Regions from separate parts of the Homo sapiens genome. Here region 2 is linked to region 1. Evidence: read pairs that join two places in POLR2A ChIA-PET (ENCODE). Cell type or tissue: B cell. All regions are shown on one strand. Each heading gives the region's core, and the rest is flanking DNA. Links, peaks and the distances in the headings are about the cores only. Region 1 overlaps SESN3 (sestrin 3). Region 2 has its middle 51 kb from the start of FAM76B.

Region 1 (9,189 bases), core at 342-8,341:
CAAGATAAAGGGAATGAGAAAAACCCAAACTTGGTAAATCTGCTTTTAATTAGGACATAGAGTTCAGTATAAATAATACTCTATAAACATTCTTCTTTATATCAAAGGTTTGGCCAGACTAAAAAAAAGGAAAAAACAAAAGCAGCTAGTTTACAATTACACTTGCATTATGTGAAAAATTCAGAGAAAAAGATACCCAGTTTTATCAAGAGAAATGATAAGATGCTCTGACACAATTATAGTGGAAAAGAATAATAAATATCCCAGATAATCATTAATTACTTCCTGGTGCATAGAAAAGTATTCCAGTTCATGCAATCATGTAAACAAGCCAATCATAGCTTCATGTAGAAACTTGGGGCATCTCACCCTCTTTATTCTAGAAAGCCTGTCTCTCACTGCCCCTCGTTGTTCATTCTGTTCCAGAATACAACTTCCAAGTGCACTGCATGGTGTGCAGTGTCCTCTTCCCCTGGACTGTGAGTATATGTGACTAATAAACCACTGTTGATCTCATCTGTCCAGTGTTAGGTATTATACGTTCAGCCACCCCCATGACCCAAGAGTGGCAGTCCCTCCCACAGCAGTGGGTGAATAGAAGGCTATTAAAATAGGCAGTGAGAATATTATATGAATAAATATCTGTAAAGCTCTTAAGAGTGTGACATCATCTATACAACTATAAAAGGCTCATGCCTATAATCCCAGCACTTTGGGAGGCCAAGGCGAGTGGGCCACGAGGTCAGGAGTTTGAGACCAGCCTGGCCAATATGGTGAAACCCCATCTCTACCAAAAAAAAATACAAAAATTGGCTGGGCATGGTGGCGCACGCCTGTAGTCCCAGCTACTCAGGAGGCTGAGGCAGGAGAATCACTTGAACCCGGGAGGCGGAGGTTGCAGTGAGTCGAGATCACACCACTGCACTCCAGCCTGGGTGACAGAGCAAAACTCCGTCTCAAAAAAAAAAAGTAACTGCTGTTATTAGAATTATGCAATACTGAGTTCCTTAGTATAACACAACTAGACAACATGTTTAGAAATTGTCTTACAAGCTAAAGAAAAGATTTACAGAATAGGCTGGGTTTAGAAAACTATCAATTGGCTCAAAGTAGGTCATTAATTCGATATTTTGTTCAACAAATGACCCATCCTATTAGAAATGGAAAATAAAATTGGAAAGTAAAGCCACTTAAGTAAAAAACACCCATTTATAAAATAACTGGTTATAGATACTCTATAATGTTATCTATAACACATTTTGCATTTTTGAGAATTCAAATATATATTTTTAAAAATCATTAAAAATAGTCCACTGAAACCACATACCTAAGCCTTAAACATAAGAACAAGTATTTAATATTTAACTACCCTTCTTTTCCATACAGTAATGTATTAAATTAACTGAAACATTATCCATGCTTTCACAAGTGAAGATACATAATAATCTATTAACCTCTACAAAAAGTCAAAAGGTATAGTTTTCCATTTTTAGCTATCTTTATAATTATTTAGAAAACATCTTTCTCTCTAACCACAGAGTAAGCTCTCTAAAACCTAGGACAGACTCCATACACCTTTTTTAAGTCTTCAAAAATCCTAGCATACATATTAATTAAATAATTCTAAAATTACATTATATTATAAAGTAGCCATCTTTTTCTATTTCAGTTCCTAATAGATAATATCTCTAGATTAACACACAGTGCTCAGATTATATATTTAAATTCCTGAAATTTATACAGTAAGTTTTATTATCTACCATATGGTATAAAAGTAGAGCAATACAATTGCAGCTATCTCTTGAATTCATAATTAAGGAAACAAACTAATATTCTGATGAAATATTAATAAGCACATCAGATTCCTAAAGAGAATGATTGATATGACAACATAAAAAAATATGCTATAGATAGGCACAGTACCTTCATTCATTTCCAGATTGTATTGATCTATGTCTACGCATCTGAGCCCTCATTAGCCTCCTACACACACATTATTATTCCCTTGGTGATTTACCCATAGCTACTTTGGATATCTATTAAACCTGTGAACATTTGTCTTTATCTCAATGCATCTTTAATTTGCCATCTCATTTGAATCTGCTCTCTGTACTATCCATCACTTAAATTATCTCTTCTTCTCTATTATTTCAAATCAGTAATAGCTTTTTAAACTTTTATAAAATATGTGTTTATTGCTAAAAACAAAGGACAATGAAGTAGATGGTAAAAATAATCTCCTGTAACCCCACCACCCAGAAATTAATACTGTTAATTTTGGATTCCTTATTTATCTTTTTTTAAATGAAAACAAAAATCTTCATAGTCCTAAAAAATAAAAAAAAACCTTGGTCTTTTCCAATCAATAACATATTGTGGATGTCTGTCCACTTCTATACATAGATCAGTTGCCCAGTATTCCACTGTATTTATGTCACATAATTTGTTTAACCAATTCCCTCATTAACAGTAACCTCAGAGTATTAAGCATTTACTGATGATATTTTAAAGATGAGAGCTGATTCAATTGAAAATGACCCCTATACTGAGATAAGATTTAGTCAAGGGGCAAACAACTTTACAAAGGAAAAAGACAAAGTAAGATTACCGATGACAATGTGGTCTTATTCTCTAGCTTCTAATATACAGCACTGTCATTGACCTTTACTGAAAGCTAGGTGAACAAGCAGCTAGAATCAAAGGGCTCTGCCTTTAAGTAAGTGTGGATGCAAAAGAGAACAAGGGAGGCAGGCTGCCAGTGGAGTCTTTTAAATAGGATAGGTGATCTGTAGACCCCAAATCGTAGGAGTTGGCTGAAAAAAAACTGGCATAATTTGTTAAGCTTTTATTTTTAATCGTTATTGCTTCCAGTGTTCCATGAGATAGCTCTGTTTAAATGTAATTATGAATGACCCATAATTTAGTCAGTATTTTTATTCTTTATGAGAGTAAAATTACAACCAGAGCTAGGCAACTCTTTTTTTCTCAGGCATGGACCCAATCCTATATCTAAGCTTCTCTAGTTCTCTATCAATCTGAAGATAATAATTATCATTCATTAATTCAGAGAAGGAATTCGGTAACATTTCAAAATACTCAAATAAAAAGTCCTATGTAAAAAAGAAAAAAGAAAAAAAGATAAAAGTTCTGCTACCTTAACCAGTCATGCAATAACTGACAGGAAATATTCTCATACCTTACTTTTGCCATACTGCTATTTTAGACCATGAAAATGCTTTTTAAATTTTCTTTTTTCATGAGATTCAAAGTCAAAAGCTGACTGTCCATTGCCATGGAGACAGTTCTATTTAAGGTACTATATTAGCCCTTTCCTCACAGAAGGATAGAAAAATGGTCACTAGAAAAGCATCACCTACCATGGTTTAGAATTAAGTAATTACATATGCTTCTGGGGCAGCCCATGCGTAAGGAACTTTGGAATTAAAGTGGGGTAATTTAATACAGCCTGTTATTCACATAAGTAACATCAATACAGGTTAAATTGTAGTATTAACTTAGAGGTAATATGAGGAAAACACCCATTACCTCAAAATTAGATACAACCAAAGAACAAAATAAAATGACTTATAGTTACTGTCCTAGATAGAACTGCAACTAACTGAAACAATCTTTGCTTTTCAAAGAGCAATCTTCTATTTACCTATGGTCCATATATAATACACATGGCTTGGGTTTCTTCTGTTTCAATTTGTAGGCCTCCTGTCTCCAAATGGAGACTTTCTGACACTCCATTTTTAATTGAAGAGTAAGCTACTATAGGTGAAAGAGAACATCCATAATTTATATATATATATGTATTTAATATTGTCCAAGAGATTCAAAAGAATTTTTAAAAAACAACATATCAATCCCAAATCTGTCATCAGGACAAATGTTATCATTTCTTCTTTGATTAAAAAAAGTTTTCTTTATGAAAGCTTAAAATATCAATCTTCCTTGAAATAAAAATAATCTAAGATGGAAAGACCTACCAGAGTCTACCAATGTTAGTGCCAAAACGCTTATTTTTATGTAAGCAAGCACGTCCAAGAGATATTTTCACTTGATTTGTCGTAAACAAGCTTTCAAAACCCAATTCCTTTTTCCCCAAGCTAAAGTTCAGAATGTAGCAACAATAAAATAAGACATATTTTTCTTACAGTGAGAGCATATTATATCTGAAGGTCTCAAATCTGCATTTTGTAAAATAGGCAAAAGGAATCTTCCTGATTCTAGCACTGGCGCTGCCAATATCATCTCAAACAACTGATAATGCATGTTGAAACTGAAGTGGATGTAAACAATTTTCATTTGTGGAAGCATTTGGTTAATACTACTAGACTGGTGGTACTAAATTCTTAGAGTATTAGAATCACCTGGAAGGCCTGTTACACTACAGATGGTTGGGTCCCATCCCCAGAATTTCAAAAGATTCAGCAGGTCTAGGGGTGGGGGGTGGGGTAATAATCTAACAAACTCCCAGTTGATACTGATGCTGCTGGTTCTAGAACCACACTGCAGAACCATCGTCCTAGACATGAAACAAACTGATTTGCCTACGGAATTGTTATTCTTTGCTGGTTAATACTTCAACCTTTCTCAAAATGAAACATTTTAAATAAAACGATAGCTACGGTCTGGGGGAGGGGAAGTAGGAACAGTCAATCATAGCAATTTGGGAAAGATATTAATTCAATGAAGACCGAGTTGATTCCTAAAAATTGTTATCTAGTTTGGTGTACTGCTGAATTACAATGACATTCAGGAAAGTAAATACCTGACATGTAGTAAACGGTCTGTGTCCCCTATGAATTCAACTGACCTTGACAAACAAATATCTATCATAAAATAATGAAGAGGAACTTAGTATTTGAATGTGAATTTTTCCTAGAAATAACTGTAAACCAATTATGTGTCACACATGCTCTAGAAAAGGTATGTATCAAGTTTCTGTGAATCCAATCTAGCTTTTCCACTGATTTATGTCTTCATTTTAGAAATCCTTGGCCGGGCGCGGTGGCTCACGCCTGTAGTCCCAGCACTTTGGGAGGCCGAGGCGGGCGGATCACGAGGTCAGGAGATCGAGACCATCCTGGCTAAAACGGTGAAACCCCGTCTCTACTAAAAATACAAAAAATTAGCCGGGCATGGTGGTGGGCGCCTGTAGTCCCAGCTACTTGGGAGGCTGAGGCAGGAGAATGGCGTGAACTCGGGAGGCGGAGCTTGCAGTGAGCCGAGATCCCGCCACTGCACTCCAGCCTGGGCAACAGAGAGAGACTCCATCTCAAAAAAAAAAAAGAAAAAAAAAAAAAAAGAAATCCTTTATCTTAAATTGATTGATATACAATAGACAGCACACTGCATTTTAGTTTCTAAGTGCTCTACACCTTCTGTCAAATAGTTGATGATCCATAAACAATAAAATGTGTTAAGATGACTATAAAGGTAGAACAAAAAGAAATGGCCTTTTATAGTAACAATGGACTCCTCTTTGACAGTCATGTAATGTATACCTATCACTGAAAAGGAAATGGACAGGTTAGGACTGCTAGAGGACATATTACTTCATTTTTGTGATATCATGGCACTTTTTATGAATGATAACACAGTAGTTTATTAAATGCAAAATTTACTAAATATACACTGTCACAATGAGTTCAAATTTTAGTAGCACTCTAAAATGAAAAATGAAATGCTTCAGCACATTGATGGCAACATTCTAGGTAATTTCTTATTCAGTGTTTTTAAAAATCCAATTGTTTCTATAAATAATCTATATCTAACTACAAATGGAGTTATATCATTGAGGTGCTTATTATCAATTCATTCCATTTTCCACTGTGACAAATATGTTTTCCACAACAGCTCTAATAAAAATCTAATAATTAGTAAAGGAAGTAAGATAAAATCACATAGATATTAGCAATAATTAGTAAAGGAGGCAAGATAAAAAAAAAAAACCACACAGATGTCTTGTAGTTTAAAAGTTTAACATCAATTAAGAGTAAAATACTGGCCAGGCATAGTGGCTCACACCTGTAATCCCAGCACTTTGGGAGGCTGAGGCAGGTGGATTATGAGGTCAGGAGTTCGAGACCAGCCTGACTAATATGGTGAAACCCTGTCTCTACTAAAAATACAAAAACTAGCTGGGTGTGGTGGTGCATGCCTGTACTCCCAGCTTCTCAGGAGGCTGAGGCAGGAGAATCGCTTGAACCCTGGAGGTGGGGGTTGCAGTGAGCCACGATCATGTCACTGCACTCCAGCCTGGACAACAGAGCAAGACTCTGTCTCAAAAAAAAAAAAAAAAGTAAAATATTTTCCACTACTATATGCTTATACATCATGTGAATTTGTTTTTTAAAACCACATGTGTTTAGACTAGTGATACTTCACAAGATAAAAGACAGATAAGAAAGGTCACCCATATCAATGTATGCTTTTTGTGCATTTAATTCTCCCATATGTAATCATAAAACTGCACAACTATAACAAGAGTTAGTCAGGGGACTCCCTGTCAAATATAATTTGAAGCATACATTATTAAACTACTTAACTGTCAGCCACTGTAGCTCATGCCAGTAATCCCAGCACTTTGGGAGGCCAAGGTGGGTGGATCACTTGAGGTCAGGAGTTCAAGACCAGCCTCGCCAACATGGTGAAATCCCCGTCTCTACTAAAAATACAAAAATTAGCCGGGCACGGTGGTGGGCACCTGTAATCCCAGCTACTTGGGAGGCTGAGGCAGGAGAATTGCTTGAACCCGGGAGGTGGAGGTTGCAGTGAGCTGAGATGGTGTTGCTGCACTCCAGCCTGGGCGACAAGAGCCAGACTCCGTTTAAAAAAAAAAAAAAAAAGCTTAATTGTCAATCCTCATTTCAAAGGAAGAATTCTGACTGAATAGGGCTTGAATCTTGCACACTGCACTAGTTATGTCATGGCTTGATCTGGGTATCATTAGATCCCAACCATGGAACGCATCATATACTGATGCTTTCACAAATGTGCAACCTAGATAATGGTGCCATATTACTTACATTGATTAAATGCTCAGTGTGCAATTTTAAAAGATTATCCCTATAAAAAGTATTCTGAATGACTTGATTTTCCATTTTTAAATTACTGACATCCACCACTTCTGCTCATCAGAGGAAGGGTTTGTTTCTGCTGAATAATCTTCCTCTCACAACACTCTCCAACACCAACACTCACATATTCCTGCATCAGGTACCACCTTTGTCCCCTCTGGAGTAAGTGTAGGTTCATTTATTACATGACACATTTCTTGAGCACCACTATGCTAATGTTGGTTGGGGAAGGTAGGTAGAGAATTAGGATTTTAAGACAATAAGACAATTAGTTCAAAGCTTTACAATTACTTACTATAGAAGAACTACTGTGCTTATGTGTATGGCCTGTAAGCCCAAAATATTATTACCCAGCCCTTTACAGAAAGTTTACCAAATCCTACTCTTGACTGTAGTGTCAACTGGGAGGCATAACCTTGAAGATCTCTAAGAGACCCAGGCATAAGTTGCAAGTCATCACGCTACGTAGGTAAAAACTCTGATGTTCTCATTCTAAGTCTGTTCAGTGCCTAACAGGTGAGAGCACTTAATGTTTCCAAAATACACAAACTAATTAAAGATATTCATATAGTATTCAGTGATTTATAAATGTTTATAGCCTTAACATTTCTTGCCTAAGAATCTGAAGGCCAGGAAAAGGTAATAGCATCTGACATAGAATTCTGATAAGCATAAAATAGCAATCTGTATAATTTTACAAAAAAAACTGTTTCTACATTCCCATCTACCTAAACATAGATTTACCCTCTTTTTTTTTTTTTTTTTTTTTGAGACAGCATCTCGCTCTGTCGCCCAGGCTGGAGTGCAATGGCGCGATCTCAGCTTACTGCAAGCTCCGCCTCCCGGGTTCACGGCATTCTCCTGACTCGGCCTCCAGCGTAGCTGGGACTACAGGCGCCCACCACCAAGCCCGCTAATTTTTTGCATTTTGTTTAGTGGAGATGGGGTTTTACCGTGTTAGCCAGGATGGTCTCGTTCTCCTGACCTCGTGATCCGCCCGCCTCGGCCTCCCAAAGTGCTGGGATTACAGGCGTGAGCCGCCGCACCCGGCCATATTTACCCTTATTTTTAAGAGCACCAAATACTAAATAGGTTTCTTGTATAATCAAAAGAATACTTACTAGTTTATGCACATTTTGAGTGTTCAATAATGCACTTTGCCTAAAGAATATTACAAACTAGAGCTTTAGTTATTTTTAATAGCTACACAATATAAAAATTAATCTCAGGAGGTTAATTATATAGGTCATACTCTATTAAAACAATAAAACTACAACACAAATAGGTATTCCACACCCCAACTGAGAATTCATTAATTTCAAGTAACGTACAAAACAGTTTTGATAAAATAATTTGAACATTACATGGAATTTAGTGCTAAGGTATCTTACTTTAGCTTAAATGCCTTTTATTTTTATTAGTTTTAAGTTTTTTTTTCTTTACTGGAGCACATTTGCTGGACTGACTTGTTTTACTTTACTAATTTACACCAAAAAATTAAGATATACATATTAAATGTCTAATTTTATATCAAAGAGGAACTTTCTGGGTAGGTAAAACATGATTTCTTTTTCATCTGTGTTACCTTAAAGACAAAAATAAATAATAACAAATATGCCACCCCACTTAAAATTCACCATGCTGAGCCCAAACCTTGGTCAATACAAAGTGAACAAGGATAAGCCAGTTTGATATTGGCCATCAGTTGTCCCAACACCCTGCTTATTATTACCCAACTTTATCTCTTTCTTCATTCAACTCCTACCTAAATATTGGATGGAACTTCATTAACACAGTTTTCCTATTAGACACAGCACAACCGACAAGCACATCCTTGGAGTAAACATATTGAAAAATATTTTTTTTTTTGCCAAAATCATTACCTTTTTAATGCTGAGTAAACAAGTTAGGAAAGACAGTCTCTAGTGAAGCGGTTACTTGAATTTCAGGATATATGTTCCTCTGGAAACGTTATACCCAGTGGTTAGGTTTCTAGGCTAATTAACAAATGCCTGAACATACCTGTAATATTAACAGTACTCTGGAACTTAACCACATATCTTACTGTGTTTCTATGGAAAACTCTCAGAATAAGAGTTCT
Region 2 (9,189 bases), core at 772-8,771, 520 kb after region 1:
TTTAAGCCAATTCTCTCATCAAGTAAGTCAATGTTTATTACAGTTTAACAGTGCTGCTTGTCTCAGCAGTCTTAAAGTGATTATATCAGTGCCTGTTTTGGTCAGGGTATAGCCAGGAAAATGCAATTTACTTTAAGTATTTACAACGGAGGATACATAATACAGGAAGTTGGTTCCACAGATGATAAAGGAGCCGAGAAGCCAAATGAAACGGTGAGAGGAAACCCTTAGCAACACCAGGGAACCACTCCTCTCCCTGGGCTGCCTAGATAAAGGGAGACAGCAAAGTTACTAGAGTCCAGGTGTCAGGGTTACTCAGCAGAAGCCAGTTTCAAGGCAGGCCTGTCAGACAGGAGCTAGTGCCATGGAAAATATACAACCTAGCCAGAGATAACACCAAAAATATATAATTAAAGAGAAATTCCCTGGTACCTTCATTTCTGTCACCGCTCAGTCTGCTGCAGGTCTTCCCACTGGCCACACACAGTCTGAAGCCCACTGACACATAAGCCTGGGAAACAGCCTACAGGTATCAGCCCTTCAAGCAGGGGAACAGCAAGGAATAGATCTGAGGCAGCAATCAGCACTGTGGCAAACTAGAATAAACACACAGAGCAGAATTTGAAAAACGTTCAAAAATTTCTATCAGAGTAGATGATTCTCTGTATGGTGCTATTTCAGAACATTTCAAAATACATGTATTAGCATAAGGAAAGGTTAATGGCTTATGCTCTATTAGGTTCAGAGAGAGAAAGAAAGAGAGAGAGAGAGAGAAAGGAAGGAAGGAAAGAAGGAGGGAAGGAAGGAAGGTAGAAAGGAAGGAAGGAAGGAAGGAAAAGAGAGAAAGAGAAAGAAAGAAAGAGGGAGGAAGGGAAGAAGGGAGGAAGGGAGGGAAGAAGGCAGGAAGGGAGGAAGGAAGGTAGGAGAGAAAGGAAAGAAAGAAAGAAAGAAAGAAAGAAAGAAAGAAAGAAAGAAAGAAAGAAAGAAGAAAGAAAAAAGAAAGAAGATTAATTTACTTAATGGTAAACATTATTAAAATAAATATTCAAGCAAAGCTTGAAAAAGGGAGTCTTGTTTAATTCCATCCCACCACAATCCTATTCTCTCACCCTCCTATGGCACAGAGATTAGTGGTAGTGAAGTGGAGAAAGGAGGTTAGAAGTTTCCATGTTATTTCTGGCTATTTCAGTTGCAGCATAGAAAAAAAAAAAAAACACTAACAGTAATAGTTCAGATCTTATCTTGATACTAATCTTGATGATTTGTGTATTTTTAAAGACATGAAACCTGTAAATATAATTGGGAGGTAAAGTTTCTTTTTCTTCTATTTGACATCATAAAGTTATTTTAACAAAAAGAAAATTTAGTCTAAAAAAAGATTGTGCTCCTAAATTCAAGTGTTCGTCTACTTCTTAAGTCTATAATTTACTAGGCACAATGTTGTGACAAGACTAACAATTAGATCATTGTTGCATAAGCGCTATGATAACTTCATGGGCAGTAGAGAGTGCCCAGGGTTTTGGTTCTAAGACATGAGTCTTAGTACCACCGGGAGTACTTTTCTGGCTGTGTATCTTTGGACAAACAACTTGACGACTCTGAGCCTCCAGTCATTTTAAATAAAACAGCTACAGTCATGGTACCACTCCACGAAGCCATTGGGATGATTTAACGAAGTACAATTTGGTGACCACTATGGCACAAACGCTTGGCTTCTGTTGTTTTCCTTTTTATTTTGGGGACCCAAGAATAAGCCTTCCTTTTAGCCAATGAAGAAACACCAAACACAAACATTATGTAGTCAGAAGCAACCCTAAAATAGCTACTATATAATTAACCCAGTCTTGAGAAGTGAAAACAATTACAGGATTAGAGAAGGAAAAACACACACAATTTTCTATGCCATCTCAAATGCAGCAGCTGAAAGAAGACCCATCAAACTCACTTATGGCACCCAGCTGCGTTACTGCATCTTTACAACCCTAAGGATTCCAGATGCGTGGGGTTCACCTGGATCTAGGGAGCCCTTAAACGAGCTAACCAATGATTTCCTACAAAACAGTGGACTAAATGATCAGAAGAAGAAATGAAAATCACCTGGACAGTTTCGCCTTAAAATAATTGCCAGAAGGGGTGGGGAAAGATAAGTTTTATAAGTAGTTTCTTGCCGCAGTTTTCTTATTCAAATGCCTCCTGGCAGGCAGTTTTTCCACCCAGTTCTGGTTTTAGTTGAGTTGCTATGTTTTCCTCTCTAATTCAGACCCTGAGAATGATCTATTGCAAATCCACCTACTCTTCCTCCCAGAGAATCCTTTTATTCATAAAACTACTTTTTCTTTTTTCCATGAAACTACCTCCATGTTAGCCCTTTGGAGGAATTTAGTGAGGAACTTATCTTCCAACAAATACTTGTTGAAGGCCTACAGCGTGCCATGCAGGCACCCTTCTAAGCACTCTGGGCACACCAAGGAACGGAGGAAGTCTCTGTCCTCATGGAGCTTATATTCTAGTGAGGGAGACAGACAATGAACAAGAAACATAAACAAGAAGTAGATGGTACAGTGTGCTAGAAAGTGATAAGTATTATGGCTGAAAACAACGAACCATGGAGCAGTTCCAGGAGTGCTGAGTCGGCGGCATTGGTGAGAGAAGTAAAAACTTCTCGGCAGCATTGGTGAGAGAAGTAAAAATTTCCTCGTGTCCTCCCAGCTGTCAGCATTCCAAAGAGTTAGATTTCTGTGAAGGCACACAGCCCTTTTCCTGAAACAAGGTTTCATACTGGCAAGTAATGACTTTGTTTCTTTCCCATTCAAACAAGTAATGAAATTTTACATAGCAATTTTTACTCTTTTAATTTCCAGATCTGATTGTGTGGAACTACATATTAGGATACCCTGGTTTCTATATCCATTATATTTCATTAAGGCTAATTTAGCTTCTCTATCTCCAAGTCCTCAATCTTTCCATCTTCCCTTCACAAATAGGATAATTACCAGCTCATGTCCTTTGACGTCAGAACAGTGCAACCACTCTCTGTGTTTTAGCAATTCAGTTGTAAGACTTTCATTTGATTCCCTGGACCTCATTTGAACTTCCGTGGGTACAATCCTATCTTAATAAAACACATACTGACTCTGGGAAAAATTGTAAAGCAAGTAAAAATGGGGAGGGAGCTGCTCCACAATTCATTTCTGAGGCTCTTAGCTCATTTATTACAGAAACTTATTTCTCTTTCCTTCCTGTTGATAGTGCTTAAGTAGTCCCCTGACCTGCACTGCATATCCCCCCTACTCAAAGCTTATACCATAGGTGACATTACCTTGAGGAATTTCTGTATAACCAAAAAACCAGTGTTTCATCATAATTAATTCACACACAGTTAATTAATACAAAAGAATTTTTTTTATTTTTAGCAGGGAAGTGAGTTTCTGGCTTCATCTTAGCCAGCTTTTTCTCTCCAGGGCTTAATACATGTTAGTGCACATATACATTTGATGGATGAATGAATGAAAGAGAAATATTAATATATGAAAATGTAATCCTGACAGAGGGAAGGAAACAATATCTGTTTTGTATTTAATTGGTTGAAAATAGTATTGGGACCATATTTCTCCCAGGACCTTCTGCTTCATCCCCCTCTTCATGCATCCTTTTCTTTCACAGTGCTCTGTTTGTCTTTTTGTCTGCCTGTCTCTGCCACTGGACTCTGGGATCCTTGAGATGTTAGATACGTTTAGCGGTTTTATCTCCTGTCACTAATATTTGGGTTGGGGGAACACTTATTTCCCCACTACTTGTTTCCAGCCAGATAGGAGCAGGAATTTCTATTCTCCTCCTCAAAAGAGAAAAGCATGAGTGGAGCTTGTGATGTCTCTCTAGGTGCTGCCTCACTCCTCTCCAAGTGGCTTACTTCATTGGAAAATGTGGGAGAAGAAACCATCATACTCAGCTCATCACATCTGCCTCTCCTTTTGGACCTGGCCTGCCTGCAGGGCACCCATATTCTCTGCAACTATCATGGGGTAAATGTATGGAGGGGGCTGGAGCGTGAAGGGGTTGTACTGCTCTTCTAGGGCCTAGAAGAGGTGGGTGGGTAGATGAGTCTGCCTAATCCAGTAGTAAAGTCTTAGGTGGCCCATTGAGGATGCCATTTTTGGAATGATGGCACTGAGGCCTGGAGTGCTTATATAACTTTGCCAAAGTCACAATGAGCAAGTGACTTTGCTTAGATTTGAACCTAAGCACTTTGGTTATAAACCCAAACTCTTGAACACAATGTCCTATTTCTGTTTTGTTTTTTGTTTGTCTTGTTTTAATTATTTCCACATTCTCTAATCAACCTTACCAAATAAGCTGTTTTACATCTCTGTCAGATTCCTGCATCTACTCTTGAATGCAACAGCTAGCACAGGGCCGGCCTGGCTCATAATATGCATTCAAAAATGGGTGACTTTAATGAAGTGATATTATCAGAGTCCTTGTGATGCTTGAATGAAAAAGTGAAGAATGAGCTAGATCACGGCAAGGTCACTCCGATGCTTGAAAAAATGTAGAGTCAGCTCTCATCCCAAAACTCCAGGAGTCATTAATTTCTTTGATACTTTAGAGAATAGAATCAGGCGAGGGTGAGTTGAAAATGTCTAACATTGACTCTTTGTTTCCTGTCTCCACTATACCATTCATGTGTGTAACCTGAGCTGGGGTACATCCCAGCAATACTTGATATCTTTATCCTAGGAATTTCTTCTGAAAGTGTAAACTATGGGTCTCCACTTGAGCAAGATCATCTTCGGAAAAAATAAAAATAGAAAAAGAAGAAATAGGGCATTGTGTTCAGGAGTACGGGTTCTATAACCAAAGTGCTTAGGTTCAAATCTCAGCAAAGTCACTTGCTCATTGTGGCCTTGGCAAAGCTATATAAGCACTCCAGGCCTCAGTGCCATCATTCCAAAAAAGTAAAGACATGTCTTAGAACAGTTATGCAGATGATATAAAGCAATCTATATAAAGTATTTAATGTAATAAATAATATATAGGTGCTTGATAAGTGCTGGTGCCCTTATATAAGATTGATAATTTTATTACCTTCTTTTAGAGAGTACCAACACATGTAAGGCTGCCCAGGATGCTGAAAAATCCTGCACTACAGAAATGCATTCAACCTTGTTCAGTGCAGAACCTCTCAGATGAATTTCACCAAAAGCTCTTTTTTAAGGGGTTTTAAAATTATTCTTAACATCAAGACGAACACTTTGGGCCACACTACCACAGGTCTGTGAATTTAGCTGAGGGCAACTCACACCCCTAGTGGCCATCAAGCCCTAAAGGAAGATGCAATTCAGAAATATACCCCCATTTGGCTGGTGGGTCACTTCTGAAGTCTGAGTCCAGCTTCCCTTCACCATCTGTCTTTTAATGTCCAGTACTAAGCACAGGCCTTAGTTAATTGAACATGCAAAGTGGAACCCACAGGCAATGATCTCAGTATATATTTTGACTCATCATCCAAAGAAATCAGAGATGAAAGCAACATCTAATGGCTGAGAATACATAAATAGCCATTTCCACTCACTTTCAATTACCCTGCAGAGGAATCTGGTCACAGATGAGCTCAGTAAATTCACAATATGTTATCCTCAATAGCTAAGCTGAGCAAAATCACCCAATTTGTTAGAACATTAATCCTCTAAAAGCCTGCCAACCCTAATCATTTTATGGCTTCACATTGCTTAATGGTAAAGATAAGAGGATCCCCAGGGATGCCCAGGTGTGACCTTCAGTGAGTCAAGTGCAGACAGTCTCCTGAGAATGTAGATGGATATTGTATGGCCTAAATATCCAGCCTATAGCTAGTGTGGTCAGTGTTCTAACTCTCCTCTGCACTATGTGCCTTTCACAGTCATCCTGGAGGAATTTCCAGTCCTTTGAAACTGGGGATTACAATGTATTTATTTCTGAATCCCCAATGATTGGCATAATATCAGATACCTGGAAGTCACACATTTAACAAATATTTGTTAAATGAAAAATCAAATAAGTGATAGTAGGCAGTTACCTTCAGCAAATACACTCACCATACATATGTACATACATAAAGGATGGGGTTCTTTTTTATATTTCTCAATCTGAACTGGGAGGTGAAGTCTCTCTTTGCTTGATTCTACCTGTGAGGGGAATCGTTCTGAAGTGCTGATACCTTAAGAGCACAACTGGCAGAATTGTGGAAAGCACCATAATCTACAGGTTTAAATCTTAGGTCTGTCTCTTAGTAGCTGTGTGACTTTGGGCAAGCTAGTTATTCTTTCTGTGTCTCAATGACCAAACTGTCAGATAGGAGTGATAATCAAGGTTGTCATGAGATAGGAATAAATTATATGCAGCTATGCATCACATAACAATGCTTCTGCCAACAACAGACTGCATATGCAATTATGGTCCCACAAGATTATAATGGAGCTGCCCTATACAGATATACCATTATTTTATCTCTTGCGCTGTATTTTTACTGTATTTTTTCTATGTTTAGGTATGTCTAGATACACAAATACTTACCATTATGTTACAATTGCCTACAGCATTCAGTTTAGCAGCATGCTGTACAGGTTTGTAGCCAAGCAGCAACAATAGGCTGGACCACCATATAGCCTAGATGTGCAGTAGGCTATTACTATCTAGGTTTGTGTAAGTACACTCTATGATATTCACATAATGATAAATGTGCCTAATAATCCATTTCTCAAAGGACATTTTCATCATTAAATGATGCATAACTATATATATAAAATATATATGTGTGTGCACACACACAAATATCTGTATGCAGCATGTGTCTTTATATATGACATATACTATATATATATATATATATATATATATATATATATGAAAGAAATGTGTAGTACACAATGAACACAATATAAGCCTGGGCTATTACTGTTGAAAGGTTGGGAGTAGAACACTAAGGAGTTTATGCACCCTTGCTCCCATGAAAATTGTTCTTTCTTTCTTTCTTTCTTTTTTTTTTTTTTTTTTTTTTGAGACAGAGCTTCGCCTTTGTTGCCCACGCTGGAGTGCAATGGCATGATCTCGGCTCACTGCAACCTCTGCCTCCCAGGTTCAAGCGATTCTCCTGCCTCAGCCTCCCAAGTAGCTGGGACTACAGGCATGCACCACCACACCCGGCTAACTTTTGTGTTTTTAGTAGAGATGGGGTTTCACCATGTTGCTCAGGCTGGTCTCGAACTCGCGACCTCAGGTGACCTGCCTGCCTCGGCCTCCCAAAGTACTGGGATTACAGGCATGAGCCACTGCACCCAGCCTAAATTGTTCTTTCTTAATGCTTTGTTCCCTTTTGGTATCTCTTAAAACTCACTTCTCACAATGTAAATGCAGCATGAGGAGCTAAAATCCTGACAAGGGATAGCATATATTTGTCTGGCCTTTCCCTCTACTCAGATTTCTCTGGGACCTATAGAAGTGTTGTCTGGTCAAGAATATTAGTTACCATATGACAGACTTTTGCACTTTTGCCTTCCCTTTTCTTCATCCTGGGGATATCTCATCACATCACCCACTGCTCAAAGGGCATGATAAATTCTAGCCAGGCAAAGCCCCCATCGCTGTACCAAAGGAGCTATATTCTCCTCCTAACCTAAATAGTGAATCAGTGTAACATAAACTTATATGACTAGTAAAATGGTTGCTGCTAGCTGACCAGCGGTCCTGTCAGGGAGTCATGCATTGTCGTGGTCTTTCAAATCAACTTAAGGTATGAATTATACACAATAAAGTGCACCTATTTCTTATATTTATATGTGAATGAGATTTGACAAATGTATAACCTCTATAACTACCACAGTCATCAATACATTTCCATCATCCCAAAAAGTTCCCTTGTCCCCTTGGTAGCAAATTATCGCCACCCTAGTCCCCAAGCAACCACTTATCTGTCACTTTAGTTGAGTTTTTGTCTTTGCTAAAATTTCGTACGTTTGCTTTTGTGTATTTTCTTTCATTCAGTTTATTTTTGAGTCATTTATGTGTTACATGTTTAAGTACTTTGCTCTTTTTTATTGCTAAGTAGTAATCCAGTGTGTGAATATACTATAATTTGTTTATTTATCAACCTAGTCATAGACATTTGAGTTGTTTGCTTTTTTTTTTTTTTTTTTGGCTGTTATGAATAAAGCTGCTATGAACATTCATGTAAAATTTTTTATGTGGACATATGCTCTCTTTCTCCTGTGTAGATTCCTAAACAGCATTGCTGGTCCTATGATAATTGTATTTTAACTTTATAAGAATATGCCAGACTGTTTTCCAAAGTGTTCTATCATTTTATATTCTCATAACTAATTTATGAGTTACAGTAGCTCCACATTTTGTAAATACTTCGTATTGTCAATCTCTTTAATTTTAGTAATTCTAGTGAATCCGTGATTGTATCTCATTGTGGTTTTTTTTTTTTTTTTTTTTTTGAGACGGAGTCTTGCTCTGTCGCCCAGGCTGGAGTGCAGTGGCGCGATCTTGGCTCACTGCAAGCTCCGCCTCCTGAATTCACGCCGTTCTCCCACCTCAGCCTCCCGAGTAGCTGGGACTACAGGCGCCCGCTACCATGCCCAGCTAATTTTTTTGTATTTTTAGTAGAGACGGGGTTTCACCGTGTTAGCCAGTATGTTCTCGATCTCCTGACCTCGTGATCCGCCCGCCTCGGCCTCCCAAAGTGCTGGGATTACAGGCGTGAGCCACCGCGCCAGGCCCTCATTGTGTTTTAATTTGCACTCCCTGATGATTAGTGATGTTCAGCATCTTTTCATGTGCTTATTGGCCATTTGCATATCTTCTTTCATGGTGAATCTGTTGAAATCTTTTGCCCATTTTCTACTTGGGATTTTTTTATCTTCTCATTGAATCCTAAGGTTCTTTTATGTTTATATACAAATCCTTTGTCAGATATACTTTGAAAATATTTTCTCCCAGTTTGTATTTGCCTTTCCATTCTCTTAATGGTCTTATGAGCAGAATATTTTAATTATGATAACGTTCTATTTTTCCATTTTTTCTTCATATTCCATGCTTTCTCTGTGCCTAAAACATCCATGCCAACGCAAAGTCACAAATATTTTCTGATATTTTTCTTCAAAAAATGTCATAAGTTTAGCATTATGTTTAGGCCTATAAGCCATGTCA

Evidence for each region. ChIA-PET counts read pairs that join two places held together with the same protein. Peaks named below come from ENCODE experiments on the same cell type or tissue, not always from the same donor. Only the 100,000 strongest peaks of a DNase experiment are listed, where the experiment ranks them.
Region 2: POLR2A ChIA-PET joins it to region 1 with 5 read pairs; 3 of 35 experiments call an interaction of 5 or more read pairs at or near these places.

The regions. Positions count from the first base shown.
Region 1 is chr11:95,210,812-95,220,000 of GRCh38, forward strand. The region is part of intron 1 of SESN3 (sestrin 3); the gene reads right to left. Among named protein-coding and RNA genes, the nearest start is that of SESN3, 16 kb to the right of the region's middle. In B cell, for the core only: no CTCF peak of the experiment used is centred there; no DNase peak of the experiment used is centred there; H3K27ac peaks cover 3,225 bases.
Region 2 is chr11:95,733,983-95,743,171 of GRCh38, forward strand. No RefSeq gene overlaps it. Among named protein-coding and RNA genes, the nearest start is that of FAM76B, 51 kb to the right of the region's middle. In B cell, for the core only: no CTCF peak of the experiment used is centred there; no DNase peak of the experiment used is centred there.